Regions from separate parts of the Homo sapiens genome. Here regions 2 and 3 are each linked to region 1. Evidence: chromatin contacts called from ENCODE Hi-C or POLR2A ChIA-PET data. All regions are on one chromosome and are shown on one strand. The core of a region is the stretch at or near the end of the contact, and the rest is flanking DNA. Distances in the headings are between cores, read along the strand shown.

The links. A loop is a pair of places that touch in the nucleus more often than their neighbours do. ChIA-PET counts read pairs that join two places held with the same protein, here RNA polymerase II (POLR2A). Pooled maps may share reads with other maps.
Region 2: a loop to region 1 is called in a pooled map, with 11 times the contacts of the local background. The contact joins the enhancer-like site here to the promoter of UBE2Z in region 1. A Hi-C loop is called at or near these places in 1 of 168 maps with a recorded cell type or tissue (CD4-positive, alpha-beta T cell) and 5 of 50 pooled maps. POLR2A ChIA-PET finds 5 or more read pairs at or near these places in 1 of 52 experiments (CD4-positive, alpha-beta T cell).
Region 3: a pooled map shows a loop between it and region 1 (2.9-fold over the local background). The contact joins the enhancer-like site here to the promoter of UBE2Z in region 1. A Hi-C loop is called at or near these places in 1 of 50 pooled maps. POLR2A ChIA-PET finds 5 or more read pairs at or near these places in 2 of 52 experiments (GM12878 and K562).

The regions. Positions count from the first base shown.
Region 1 is chr17:48,906,379-48,910,599 of GRCh38, forward strand. UBE2Z (ubiquitin conjugating enzyme E2 Z) reads left to right here and starts at 2,029. Exons shown (of 7, transcript NM_023079.5): 1 at 2,029-2,442. The coding sequence starts at 2,126. LOC105371814 (a long non-coding RNA gene) reads right to left here and starts at 2,605. Exons shown (of 4, transcript NR_135674.1): 1 at 2,561-2,605. RefSeq lists silencers at 2,168-2,417, 2,688-2,817 and enhancers at 3,691-3,740, 3,761-3,810.
Region 2 is chr17:47,066,306-47,070,526 of GRCh38, forward strand. All of the region lies in intron 2 of LOC101927060 (a long non-coding RNA gene), which reads right to left. Among named protein-coding and RNA genes, the nearest start is that of RPRML, 89 kb to the left of the region's middle. RefSeq lists enhancers at 1,844-2,345, 2,346-2,845. Within about 2 kb of position 1,251, at least 38 of the 41 ENCODE cell types and tissues checked have a DNase peak (open chromatin) inside an H3K27ac peak, as active enhancers do; they include CD4-positive, alpha-beta T cell, where a contact is called at or near this core.
Region 3 is chr17:47,284,921-47,289,141 of GRCh38, forward strand. ITGB3 (integrin subunit beta 3) reads left to right here. Exons shown (of 15, transcript NM_000212.3): 5 at 1,340-1,502; 6 at 2,150-2,311. Among named protein-coding and RNA genes, the nearest start is that of ITGB3, 33 kb to the left of the region's middle. RefSeq lists enhancers at 1,340-1,389, 1,480-1,769, 2,180-2,229, 3,623-3,917. Within about 2 kb of position 1,416, at least 3 of the 41 ENCODE cell types and tissues checked have a DNase peak (open chromatin) inside an H3K27ac peak, as active enhancers do; they include GM12878, where a contact is called at or near this core.

The sequences.
Region 1 (4,221 bases), core at 779-3,278:
GCTGAGGCAGGAGAATTGTTTGAACCCAGGAGGCGGAGATTGCAGTGAGCCACGATTGCGCCATTGCACTCCAGCCTGCGTGACAAGAGCAAGATTCCCTCTTTAAAAACAAAAAACAAAAAACAAAAAAACTCTAAAGCCAGACTCTTTTTTTTGAGACGGAGTCTCACTCTTTTACCCAGGATGGAGTGCAGTGACTCAGTCTCGGCTCACTGCAACTTCTCCTTCCCGGGTTCAAGTGATTCTTCTGTCTCAGCCTCCTGAGTAGTTGGGACTACAGGCGCCTGCCAACACACCCGGCTAATTTTTGTATTTTTAGTAGAGACGGGGTTTCACCATATTGGTCAAGCTGGTCTCGAACTCCTTACCTCAGGTGATCCACCCACCTCGGCCTCCCAAATTGTTGGGATTACAGACGTGAGCCACCGTGCCCGGCCCAGACTTCTTTTTTAAAAAACCAAACTTGGTGGCAAAACATCCAAAGTGAGGCTATTCATTTGACTTGGTACGAATGTTCATACACTTTGATGCAGAAATGTCAATAGGTTTGGCTACCCGGCGCTGCCCCACTCCTTGCTTGGTGTGTCATTCCAAAGTCTGAAATACATCTGGCCCCACTGGTTTCCAGTTAATATTGATCCTATATTTTTGCTAGGGAAAAAAGTTTTTGTTTTTGTTTTGAGACGGAGTCTTGCTCTGTCGCCCAGGCTGGAGTGCAGTGGCACGATCTCCGCCCACTGCAAGCTCCGCCTCCCGGGTTCACGCCATTCTCCTGCCTCAGCCTTCCGAGTAGCTGGGACTACAGGCGCCCGCCACCACGCCCGGCTAATTTTTTGTATTTTTAGTAGAGACGGGGTTTCACAGTGTTAGCCAGGATGGTCTTGATCTCCTGACCTAGTGATCCGCCCGCCTCAGCCTCCCAAAGTGCTGGGATTACAGGCATGAGCCACCGCGCCCGGCAAGGAAAAACAGTTTTTTAGGAAGGCCCCTGTCATTCTTAGTCCATAGGAATTTTTTTTTTTTTTTTTGAGACGGAGTCTGGCTCTGTCGCCCAGGCTGGAGTGCAGTGGCGTGATCTCAACTCACTGCAAACTCCGCCTCCCGGGTTCAAGTGATCCACCTGCCTAAGCCTCCTGAGTAGCTGGGACTACAGGTGCACGCCACCACGCCCGGCTAATTTTTGTATTTTTAATAGAGGCGGGGTTTCACCATGTTAGGCTGGTCTCGAACTCCTAACCTCGTGATTCGCCCACCTCGGCCTCCCAAAGTGCTGGGATTACAGGCGTGAGCCACCGAGCCTGGCAGATTATTTTTCACTTTAAACATTTTAGGAAAGACCCAAAGAATCCTCAGGGTTTACACTCACAGTACCTCGATTCCTGTATATTCCAAGATTTGTGGGAAGAAAAAGTACTAAGCTTGGAGTCAGGAGGCCTGATGTTTCTTCCTTTCACCAAGCTTCTCTAGTTCTGTTTCATTATCCCCATGGCAACAACTAGCAACAGTGACTGGCATTTAGTAGGCCCTTCATAAATATATGTTGAATAAACTCTAAAAGAGGTAGCTTTTCATTCCAAGTTGAGTTCTCTCTTGGTCCTGTTGCAGGCAAGGGCAATGGTACCCTGCCCTAGGTGCACAAGTGTGCAGGAGGGATCAATCGCAGAGCCTTTCCGAGAGAAGGGGCCCAAAGCGAGTCAACTTCTCTACTGAGCTTCCCATGAGGATGCTGGATCCCCAATCCTAACCATGCAGACGTCTGAGGGTCGCCGCCATTAACGGGAATGATATGGCCCTTCCTCCCCCACTCCCTCCTCTCTTCTCCCCTTTCAACACTTGAATTGGGCTCTCCGCTACTTCCGCACAGCGCAGGACCCACACGAGCCCAGAACCATCACGGCCTGCTAGTTCCCACCCCTCCCGTCCTGGAGGACCGTAGGTGGACGCTCTTGCAGAGCGCCTCTCGCTGGTTGGGGCGGGGGTGGGCGGAGCCAGCACCGTCTGGGCTGTGGAAGCGGAGGGGGTGGGGACACTCTGGCCCGGTTCTCGGTGGTGCGGGAGCGGGCGGGAGCAGCGGCCGCTCTGGTCGGCGGACGTGCTGCCGAGTAGTCCCGGAAGCGAAGCAGCGATGGCGGAGAGTCCGACTGAGGAGGCGGCAACGGCGGGCGCCGGGGCGGCGGGCCCCGGGGCGAGCAGCGTTGCTGGTGTTGTTGGCGTTAGCGGCAGCGGCGGCGGGTTCGGGCCGCCTTTCCTGCCGGATGTGTGGGCGGCGGCGGCGGCAGCGGGCGGGGCCGGGGGCCCGGGGAGCGGCCTGGCTCCGCTGCCCGGGCTCCCGCCCTCAGCCGCTGCCCACGGGGCCGCGCTGCTTAGCCACTGGGACCCCACGCTCAGCTCCGACTGGGACGGCGAGCGCACCGCGCCGCAGTGTCTACTCCGGATCAAGCGGTGAGCCGGGGTTTTTCCTCCCCCAGCCCCGAGCTCCGGGGCTCGACCTTCCCCGCCCCCCACCCTCTCCCACTACAACTCACCCCCCACCCACTGCGCTGCCCTCGCGGCGGCCCACCTCCACGGCCCAAATCTTGCCAGCTCCGGGCGTCGGGATCCAACTCCCTTCTCCCCCCACCCTCAGACCCGCAAGCACCAACCCCCGCCTCGTGTGCCCAGATCCGACCCCGCCCCTCGACAACCTCCCGTGAGCCCTCCGTCTCCATTCCGGCCACCCTCCCCCACACCTCCCACCTCCGGGTGGAAACCCGACCCTTTAGCGCTTCAGTAACGCCCCCTCCCGCCTTCGGCGCCGCCCCTATTTCCCCTTCCCCACCCCAACCTTGCTAGATGCTGCCCGCAGGCCCCACCCATCGGTCCCCTCTCTTCTCCTCTGGAGCCCCGTTCCTAACACAGACGAACTCAGCTTCCTTTGCCATGCCTCTGACTCGAGCCAACCTTTCTTTTTATCCTCCGTTTTTCTCAGATTCCCTCCACACAGTCTTTTCCCAGGTCTAGATCGCTTCCCTCGCCCCAATCTTTCCTTGAACCCCTTTTCCAGTGTCCCAAAGCTGTCCACTCTTACGCCTCTTCCAGAAACACAGGCTACCTCCCCCCAATTCCCCAGTGCCACTCTGGATTGTAATATCCCACTCAGGAGCTTCTTTCTTGTAATTTCCCTCCCCCCACCCCCCACCCTCCCCGGGTCGTCTGTTTTACTTCTATGAAGCAAATATACTCATCAAATATAGGAACAAAGGCCTAAGTCCTTTCTGTGCTTATTTCTTGGGTGACTGATCTTAGATCCTATCATTTAGTAGATGATGTTTTCCAGAAGCACATAGAATAGTACCTATCGCATAAGAAAAGGGCAGTGCTCTTTAGCTATTAATCCTGAAACCTGTTTGACTTCTCCCCATGCCCCCATCACAAGCATCTTCGTTTAGTTCTTATTCCCCATGTTCCACGTCCTTTCAGATGTCTCTGTGTCTACTTTTCAAGGTTGTAATAAAAATTAATATAATGTGTGTAAAGTACCTGGCACAGTGCCTGACACAGGAGGTCAACTGTGGAGGGATTGCCACCTCTAACTGAAACTCAGCACTCAACTCTTTTCCTCCTCCAGCCATTTCAGTCATCCAATTCTGACATACCTTTGAGTTTGGCCAATGCTTTCCTCTGCTTTGTCGCCTATTTGCCCTTTTTATGTCCCTACCCACCCTAGCAAGTCCCTAGGCTTTTCGCCACCTAGAATGTTCTTTAGCCCCTTGCTCTCAACTGATCCATTCCAGTTGGTGAGATATGAGTCAGAAATCTTATCTCCTATGGAAGTCCACATGTCATCTTCCAGATGGGAGATTCTTAGCAATTTCTGAGGATCCCTCCCCAGCCTGAAGAGATCTCTACCCTGAGACACCCCTGGGCAAGAAGGCCACCATGATAGTCTTACTCTCTGCTGGCTGGCTTGCTTCATACAATCCCCTTACCAATAAAGGTCCACTGTATAGTTTATAGAATTAGTTTTTTAGTGGAGTTGATGATGCCTTTCCAGTTACTAAAAAATCTTCATTTAGCATTCAGTCGTAGTACCTGGGAATCATGGAGGTGGGGAGTGAATGAATTGCCATGTGGGAGGAAGTGAGAGTAAGTGGAAAGTGGCTTTTCCAGGCTGACATTTGATGCCATTGGGATCTCTGATTTTTTTCCTCTCTCCCTCCCCTCCCCCTGAGGAAACAATGC
Region 2 (4,221 bases), core at 1-2,500, 1.8 Mb before region 1:
CTTGGAAGATGGGAGGCTGGATGGCTCTTGGGAGCAGACCCGCAGGGTACTACTGCACTTCAGGAAATAGCAGAGAGAGTTTGGTACAGTTTACTATCCTAGGCTGTAGGATTTTGAAAAGGAGATACCATGTCGTCTATGTCTTGTTGATTAGAAGACTATTTGAGTGGAAAGTGGATAACCTGGACCTCTGGTTCACCGTGCGCACAAGTGTAACAGTTGTTTTTGTTTAAAGAGTGAACGGAATATTTCATTTATTTTAGCCAGGCATTTATATTTTGATGTCTTGTTGTTTGCCTTAGGTTTTTTACTTTTACTATAGAGACTTTGGTTTTGTTATTTGGTAAGAGAGGAGTGATAACTAAACAGGCATTAAAAGTAATAATTTGAGGTGAGTTAGATTTAGTTACATTAATAAGATGGGAAGTAGTTGAAGGAGAGAAAAGATAGATAAAGTTTTTTTAGTTTTAATTTGGTAGGGCTTGACCCTGGAGCAATGGCCTATGACTTTTATGGTGATGACATTTTCTCGACTTGGGTACGACGTGTTAATTTATTTTTTTGCTGTGCGAATGGCAGTCTTGGTGGTCAGCAGCTTAAGGTAGGTTTCTTCCTAGGCTGGCTTGCATTTTTCTTTTTTTTACATCTTTCGATAAGGACGTGGTTTTCAAGCTGGTGCTGGTGTACTGGAAATGTTAGGGGTGGTACCTGTGCTAAAAGGCTTTTAGTTTTGAGGGAAGGGAAAGTGGAAAATAAGTATATAATTTTTGAGAAACTGATTTTTTGTTTTAAATGTGGGGACATTAGCAGTAGAATGTAAGTAAGGCAAACTATAGGTATTTTTTGGTCTATAAGTCCTTAGTGCCTTCTTAAGTTTTTTTTTTTTTAACTTTTTCTTATGTTGCTTTTGAAGGAAACTTTGGGGTTTTTTCTTAGAACTTTGTACATCTTGGGGCTTGAGGCCCCATAGTGACACCTCCAACTCCTTCCCCGCTGAGCGCTGCCTAGGGGACGCGGCGGCCTGGCTCCCCTTAAGGTCTTGGCCTCCCTGTGGCCTTTATTGCTCCCTTGCGTTGTGGCCTTAGGGATGAGTGGCCCTGTGACTTACCTGGCAGCCCTCGGACCTTGCTCCTGCCCAAGCCCCTGCCGTTGGGCCCCGGTGTTGGGTTCGGTTGTGCTGTCTAACGGCTGCCTGGCCCCCTCCCCCCTCCCCTGTACAGGAAGTGTCTGTTGGCGGCTAGGTCCCCCACCAGATGGCTCATGCTGTGGCCACTCTAGGAGCAGCTGGAGGTGGAAACTCGTTGGTATTAACCCTGTGCTGGAGGGCCCTTAATGGGTTTTTTGATGCAATTGGAACAAGATTTATTTATTTTTTATACGGGGCTTAGATAACATTTCTCTTTGGTTTAGCAATATTTATTTTCATTTGGAAAATTTTTAGCACCTATTTTTATTAGTTTTTAGAATAAAGAAAGTCAAACATCATTTTATGTTTGATAATGTTTCCTGTATGATTTTATAAGAGATAAGTTAAATTTTACCTTTATATTAGTGTACTATTAATGTTAAACTACATTTTAATAAAACCTTGTAGATATTATTTAATTTTAACGTTTGACTATAAGGTAAGATTTTTATAGATTCTTTTTAACCCTTTATAATTTTTGTTAAAGAGCAGGTTAGTGCTTTAAGAAAAACCTATTGTGCTTTTATTTTTATGTTCAGTTCATAGAAAAACTGGATGATACCCCTTTAACTTTAGCCGATATGTTTATACACAGAATTTTTTTTATAATTAACATTTTAAAACTTGCTTAAACTTTTAAAACAAATTTTTTTGACCTTTTAATGTAGGTAAGAATTCAAATTTTTATGCCTCTTTATAATCCTTTTATTAAAAGTGTATTTTATTTTCCTTATACACCTTGCACATAAACTTAATAGTTTTACATTTAGGAGGCCAAATTAGTTTTAAATTATATAATATGTTTTGCATAAATTCTTTTTATAGCATTTTTTATGACTTTTACAGATAATTTTTGACATGCCTTAACATTTTGCCTTCCTTTTATACTATTTATTTTTTTAGTATTATCCTTTTTTCAAAATTTCTGTTTTTTCCAATCTTTCTTATTTTTTCCATTTCTCTATTTGCGTTCTTTTTTTTTTTTCTTTCTGTCATTTCCTGGTTTCTTCCTCATTCCCGAGTTCTCCTGCTCCTGCAGCTGGCAGGCCGGGCAACGGCATGGGTACTGCCCCTGCGCACGCACTGCCGTCCATCTCTTTTGTTTTTTTCTGATTTTCCTTTTTAGTTTTTCCCTTCTCTCCTCACACTTACTTTTTTGGGCTGGGTGGGATTTGCGCAGCCGTAGTCCAGCCCCAGGAAGTTGGTGCCCTGTTGAGCTCACCGCTTTCTTCTGGATAACTCCGATCTCAGCCTTATTCCAAGTCTTAACAGTGTCTTCTCATCCTTAGTCTCCTAGCCACTGTATACCTTCTTTTCCGTCTCCTGCCGTCCTGAGGACACCCCATCCCTAAGTCTTTGCTAAACTGTCCTGAACTCTTACTGCCTCCTTTCCTACCACCCTCACCCAATCTTGTTAAAAAATGACATCTCCGTGTCCTTTCACCCCCGCTGACACCACCGCATGTCTTTACCCCAACTCTGCGTCCATTGCTTCCCTCGACCCCACTCCCATTCAACCTGAGAACTTAGTGCAGAGTCTCCTTCCACCAGCTGCCCCTCAACAGCCAAATGTAGGTGCTCACTCAGACCCACAGTTAGAGACTGAGCAGCATGATTGGTGGGTGCAGGGGCTCAGGTGGTAAATAAGGGTGGAGGAGCAGTGGGCTCTCCCCAACTCTTGGGTCAGCCGGGGTTTTTCCTGGCATCTGGTCTCCTGCACCTGTCCTCAGGGATTGTGTTTCTGGCATTCATATTAAATGACTTGTGCTGGCTGCTGGAATGGTAGGTATCATTCAAATATCTGGAAGGTGAGAGATGGCCACTCACTCAGCTCACTTAGCACAGAATGATGGAAGCTGCCCCTTCCTTCTGGTTGGTGTTCTTGCCCTGGAGAGCCTCTGGGAAGTTCTGTGTGGTGTTGGCTGTGGTCACAGAATATTGTTCATGTTTCTTTTCCTGGCATTTGTAAGGGCCTCTCCCTGCCAGAGCTGATGGCAGATCAATCCTGATGCCAAATTCAGGGGATGTGATGGGTGCCAGAGGCAATGTTACCTGTTGTGAAGAGTATAGGTGAGTAGGTCCTGGGGAGGCTGAGGCCTAGGTGGGTACAGAGGCTCTTGAATGGCTTTCTTTTCTTATAAGTGCTGGATCATTGACTTTTGGCCATCTGGGTTCCATGAACACAGGGAACCATGTTATCTCAGAGTAGCTGAGGCAGAAGGACATTCCAGAGGCACCCAAGTCCCATGCTAGCATTTAGTTTCCTGGGGGCTTTTTGGTACACATGTTCTCTGAATCCTGAGGACCTGGCATCAGATGGGTGGGCCATTTGACCACAGTTTTAAAGGGCCCCAAAGAACCTTGTCTCTGCTTGCCATTTATAGTCTTATTCCGTTGAAAAAATGAATGCTGTTTACCTTCAATGTCCTCCCATTAGTATATTTAAGTTGGTTTCAGCCTTATTGGCAGCTTGACTTAATGGAAGGAGCTCCACAGTCATCTTAACACTTCAGAGTTATATACCCCAACTTCCCACAGTGTGTGAAATGGAGATACCTGCCCCGTGCCTCATTTTTATTTTATTAATCAATTCATTCAACAGCTTATTTTTTGAGCACCAGTGTGTGCCAAACACTGGTGAATGGGTCAGGCAATGGTCCTGTTTTCATTCAGAGTTTGGTCCTTGTTAGAATCCTCTGGGATATGGGACAAGAATATAGAGAAGATTCTGCCCTCATCCACTAGCCCTGAGTCTGGGAATCACAAGCTAGAAGTTTCTCACCCTTCATCTGGTATTTAATTACTTCAAAGCTCCAACCCCCACCACCCCACCCATCACAGAAATCCAACTTTCCTCAGGTGGACAGAGGTGCGGTTTCCTCAGTCAGCACTCACATGCCTGAAAGATCAGCTGCCTTTCTGAATCAGAGGGTAACTTTGTCATTCTTTTCCAATTGAAAAAACGTGACTCATCAATTGGTACAGCAGTTGGATGGCTTAAAGCCAGGCTGTGGCTCTGAACAGCCAGGTACACA
Region 3 (4,221 bases), core at 166-2,665, 1.6 Mb before region 1:
CAGCTTCTCAGTCTTGGTAACAAATAAATAGAAGGCAAGAGAGAATGGGAGGGAAATGACGTCAAAAGTAGAAAGAAATTTATGGATAAGGAAACCGAGAAATTACGATTACAGAAGGATCGATTCCATTGTTGGCATTATTGTCTTCATCAAGGCCGTGCATCCTGCAGGGTGAAAACAGAAGAAATGAAGTGCTAAGGAATATAAAAGAGTGGAAATGACATTTGTTGGACACTTTTATAGTCTGTAAATGGATAACTTGTGCCTCTGTTTGACACTTTGGCTTAAAACTGAATGGCTTATTTATTTAATCGGTGGAGACTGTGCAAATCCATGTATTAGAATAACTTACAATGCTGGTTGCTGAGCCTGAAAAGGTGTGAATTTACTTTTTAGTTTTCAAAGTTACGGCCAGGTGGGGTGACTCACTTCTGTAATCCCAGCACTTTGGGAGGCCAAGATGGGAGGATCACTTGAGCCTAGGAGTTTGAGTTCAGCCTAGGCAACATAGTGAGACCCCCATCTCTACAAAAATTACAAAAAAATTAGCTATGTGTGATGGCGCATGCCTGCAGTCCCCAGGACTACAGGGAGGCTGAGGTGGGAGGATTGATTGAGCCTGGGAGGTTGAGGCTGCAGTGAGCCATGATTGTGCCACTGCACTCCAACCTGGACAATGGAGCACAACTGTCTCTAAAAAAAAAAGAAAAAGTTTTGAAGTTATATGATGTGGCATTCAACCTTCTATCTGGGTTGTAAGGTTCCCAGGCAAGACATCAGCTATTAATTAAACACACTATTTTGACTGGGGGCAGAAATGCTCCTGTCTTGCATGATCTATCAATTTATTGATGGTTCAGGGACCTTAACTTACTGATGGACTTTTGCTTTATTGTTACTTTAGGAAAGTGTTAAGTATAAGGTGATAGTAATAGCAACTCGAGCCTCGCTCTGGTCTAAGTGCTTTGTGTGTATGAACTTACTTAAGTCTCACAACTCTTATGGGATATGTGCTATCCTGGCCCCTCTTTCATAGGTTGGATTGAGAGGCTTGCCAAAGGTCCCATGACTAGTACAGAGGGCACCTGGGATCTAAGCTCAGGGAGTCTTGTTTCCAGCTCAATCTCTTATCTTCTAGGTTAGCTGGATGGGGGTAATGTTGATGGGGAGCTTCAGATAATTTGAGGATTTTGGAGTCTGAACTGTCTGGGTAACTGTGGTTGTATGGAACTGGCCTTGGCATACCACTATCTATATTTGTCCCCTCTCTTTCCTCCCAATTCCCATGCTGCCTTTTCCATGAAGGTGTCTGCTTAAATTATCTCCCATCCCTCCCCAGTATGAAGACCACCTGCTTGCCCATGTTTGGCTACAAACACGTGCTGACGCTAACTGACCAGGTGACCCGCTTCAATGAGGAAGTGAAGAAGCAGAGTGTGTCACGGAACCGAGATGCCCCAGAGGGTGGCTTTGATGCCATCATGCAGGCTACAGTCTGTGATGTGAGTTTGGAGGACTTGGAGTGCCAGGTGTGGCTGGCATAGATCAAAATGGGAAAGGAAGTGACTGAACTCTGGGGATTTCTGGTGTAAAATGAGATGAGAACTAAGCAGGGCTTCCTGCAGTTATGAGTAGTAAGTTGCTCCTGATATTCAGCCTTGGCTTAGATCCACTCCCTGGCCTGAGCTGACATTTCTTTGAACCTCAGTGGTCTCAGATGTTCCCAGGGGAGAGCATCTTCCCATCTTCAGAGTTACTTCAGAGTTAAGGCTGAGTTAACTTAACCTCAGCAAAGTAGGCAGATGTTCAGATGAGATTTCTTCTAGCCCAGATCAGCTCTGTGGATGCACGTCAGTTTCTAGATGAGCAATGTGACTGTCATTAGAAGAGTTAAGTTTGGAGTTTAAGAAGATCTCATTCAGCTGCTTGAACTAATCAGCTATGAGACTGTTTTCTGAAGAGAATGAAACTCCTGAACTGGAAAGCTTCAGCTTCGGTTCCAAGGACTGGGACTGAGACCCTTGTTTTGAAGAAAAATAAGCTGTCCAGCCCTTTAGCCAGGGAGCACCTTGGGTCTCTGTTCTCTACCAGTGACATGGCTGAATTTGTTTTGTCTCCTCTGCCTTTGTTTTTTGTTTTCTTTTAACAGGAAAAGATTGGCTGGAGGAATGATGCATCCCACTTGCTGGTGTTTACCACTGATGCCAAGACTCATATAGCATTGGACGGAAGGCTGGCAGGCATTGTCCAGCCTAATGACGGGCAGTGTCATGTTGGTAGTGACAATCATTACTCTGCCTCCACTACCATGGTGAGATCTCTGGCACCACCTATGGTTTCTATTCATGATTGTGAGGGTTGCCCTAATCTAGGCAGAGTCTGTGTGAATATGAAAATGGCAGCCCCTCCTTCTGGGCAGGGTGCAGGGCTCGGTTCCAGCTTGCCCCTATCCCTTACCAACTGGACACCGTCATCCAGCATACAACCTATATAACCATTAGAGATGTCCCTGATTGTGGTGTTATCACTGCCTTCACTGTCACCAGCATAGCAGCAGCATCATGGGATCCAGAATGGACCCAAAGGATTTTTACAACCCAGCTGGAAAGCAGGTCTTCCTCTCCACTCTGATTAGCCCTTTCTTGGAATACCATACTAACTTGTGGTTATTGGAAGAAGACAGAGGAAAAAAAAGAGAAAGATTGGCCAGGCATATGATGGCTCATGCCTGTAATCTCAGCACTTTGGGAGGCTGAGGTGGGAGGATCACGTGAGTCCAGGAGTTTGAAACCAGCTTGGGAAATATAGTGAGACCCTGCCTCTACAAGAAAATGCAAAAATTCGTTGAGTGTTGTGGTTTGTGCCTATGGTCCCAGCTACTTGTGGGGCTGAGGCAGAAAGATCTCTTGAGCCCAGTAGTCTGAGGCTGCAGTGAGCTGTGATCTTGCCACTACACTCCAGCCTGAGTGACAGAGCAAGAACCACCCCTGCTTTTTTTTTTTTTTTTTTTTTTTTTTTTTTTTGATACAGAGTCTTGCTTTGTTGCCCAGCTGGAGTGCAGTAGTGCAATCTTGGCTCACAAGCTTCACCACCTCAGTCTCCTGAATAGCTGGGACCACAGGCATGCACTACCATGCCCAGCTAATTTTTGAAAACAGGGTCTTTCTATGTTGCCCAGGCTGGTCTCAAACTCCTTGGCTTAAGCAATCTGCCCTCTTAAGCCTCCCAAAGTGCTGGGATTACAGGTGTGAGCCATTGCTCCTAGTGGAGACCCCTTCTCTTAGAAAGAGAGAGAGAGAGAGAGAGAGAGAGAGAGAGAGAAAGAGGGGAAAGAACATAAAAGGCATGGTGAACAGGTCCTACGAGGAAAGATTAAAGGGCCAGAGTCATTTAGCTTGAAAGAAAGAAGGCTAAAGGATGATTTAGCTTATACATGAGAAAACTTCTTATAAGTTGTTTTATATGGCCATAGAAGGTTAAACAAGAGGAAAATATTTAAATTGAATCAGGAGAAATTACTATAAGCCATAAGAGAAATGTGCTGTAATGCTCTAGGTATCTGGGGCAGGTGTGAACTCTTCGTCTCCTAAGGACAATATAGCAACTTCCTCATCTAGGTGACTTAAAGGTGTACCTGTGTAAAGGCAGGAGACTGAGCTGAGGATCTAATGAGCTCCCTGCAAGGTCTAGGATCCCATGGACATGTTCACGATTCACCACCGCCCCCGCACAGTGTCCTTGAGTTCCTTGGTGTCAGCCATATCCAAGTCAAGCACTACCAGACAATGAGTCAGCAACATTTGACCCCTAATCTATGCAAGGCACTGGGCCAGGGGCTGAGGGAGGTAACAAGACTATGTATGGTTCTATCCTTGGGGAGTTTTTGGTCTACTTGAGGAGAAAGGATATATATATTTACAATAACACAAGATGCATGATTAGTGCCAAATGGGTGTGGCACAGCCAATGTGGCTATACGTATCCAAGGGAGGAAAGGTCATCATGAGCTGGGATGGCCAAGGAAGTCTCCTGAAGAAGGTGGGGGCTAAGCTAGGCCCTAAGAAAGGAGGAGGATTACCAACAAGAAGGCCACTCCAGGTGGGAGACAGTGGGCCAGATCACTGCTGAGTGGAAGAGGGAGAGAGGTGAGCAATATTTGGAAAGAAAGACTGAGACCACACGGTGGAGGATCACGAGGGCCAGGCCAAGGCATTTGTCAGT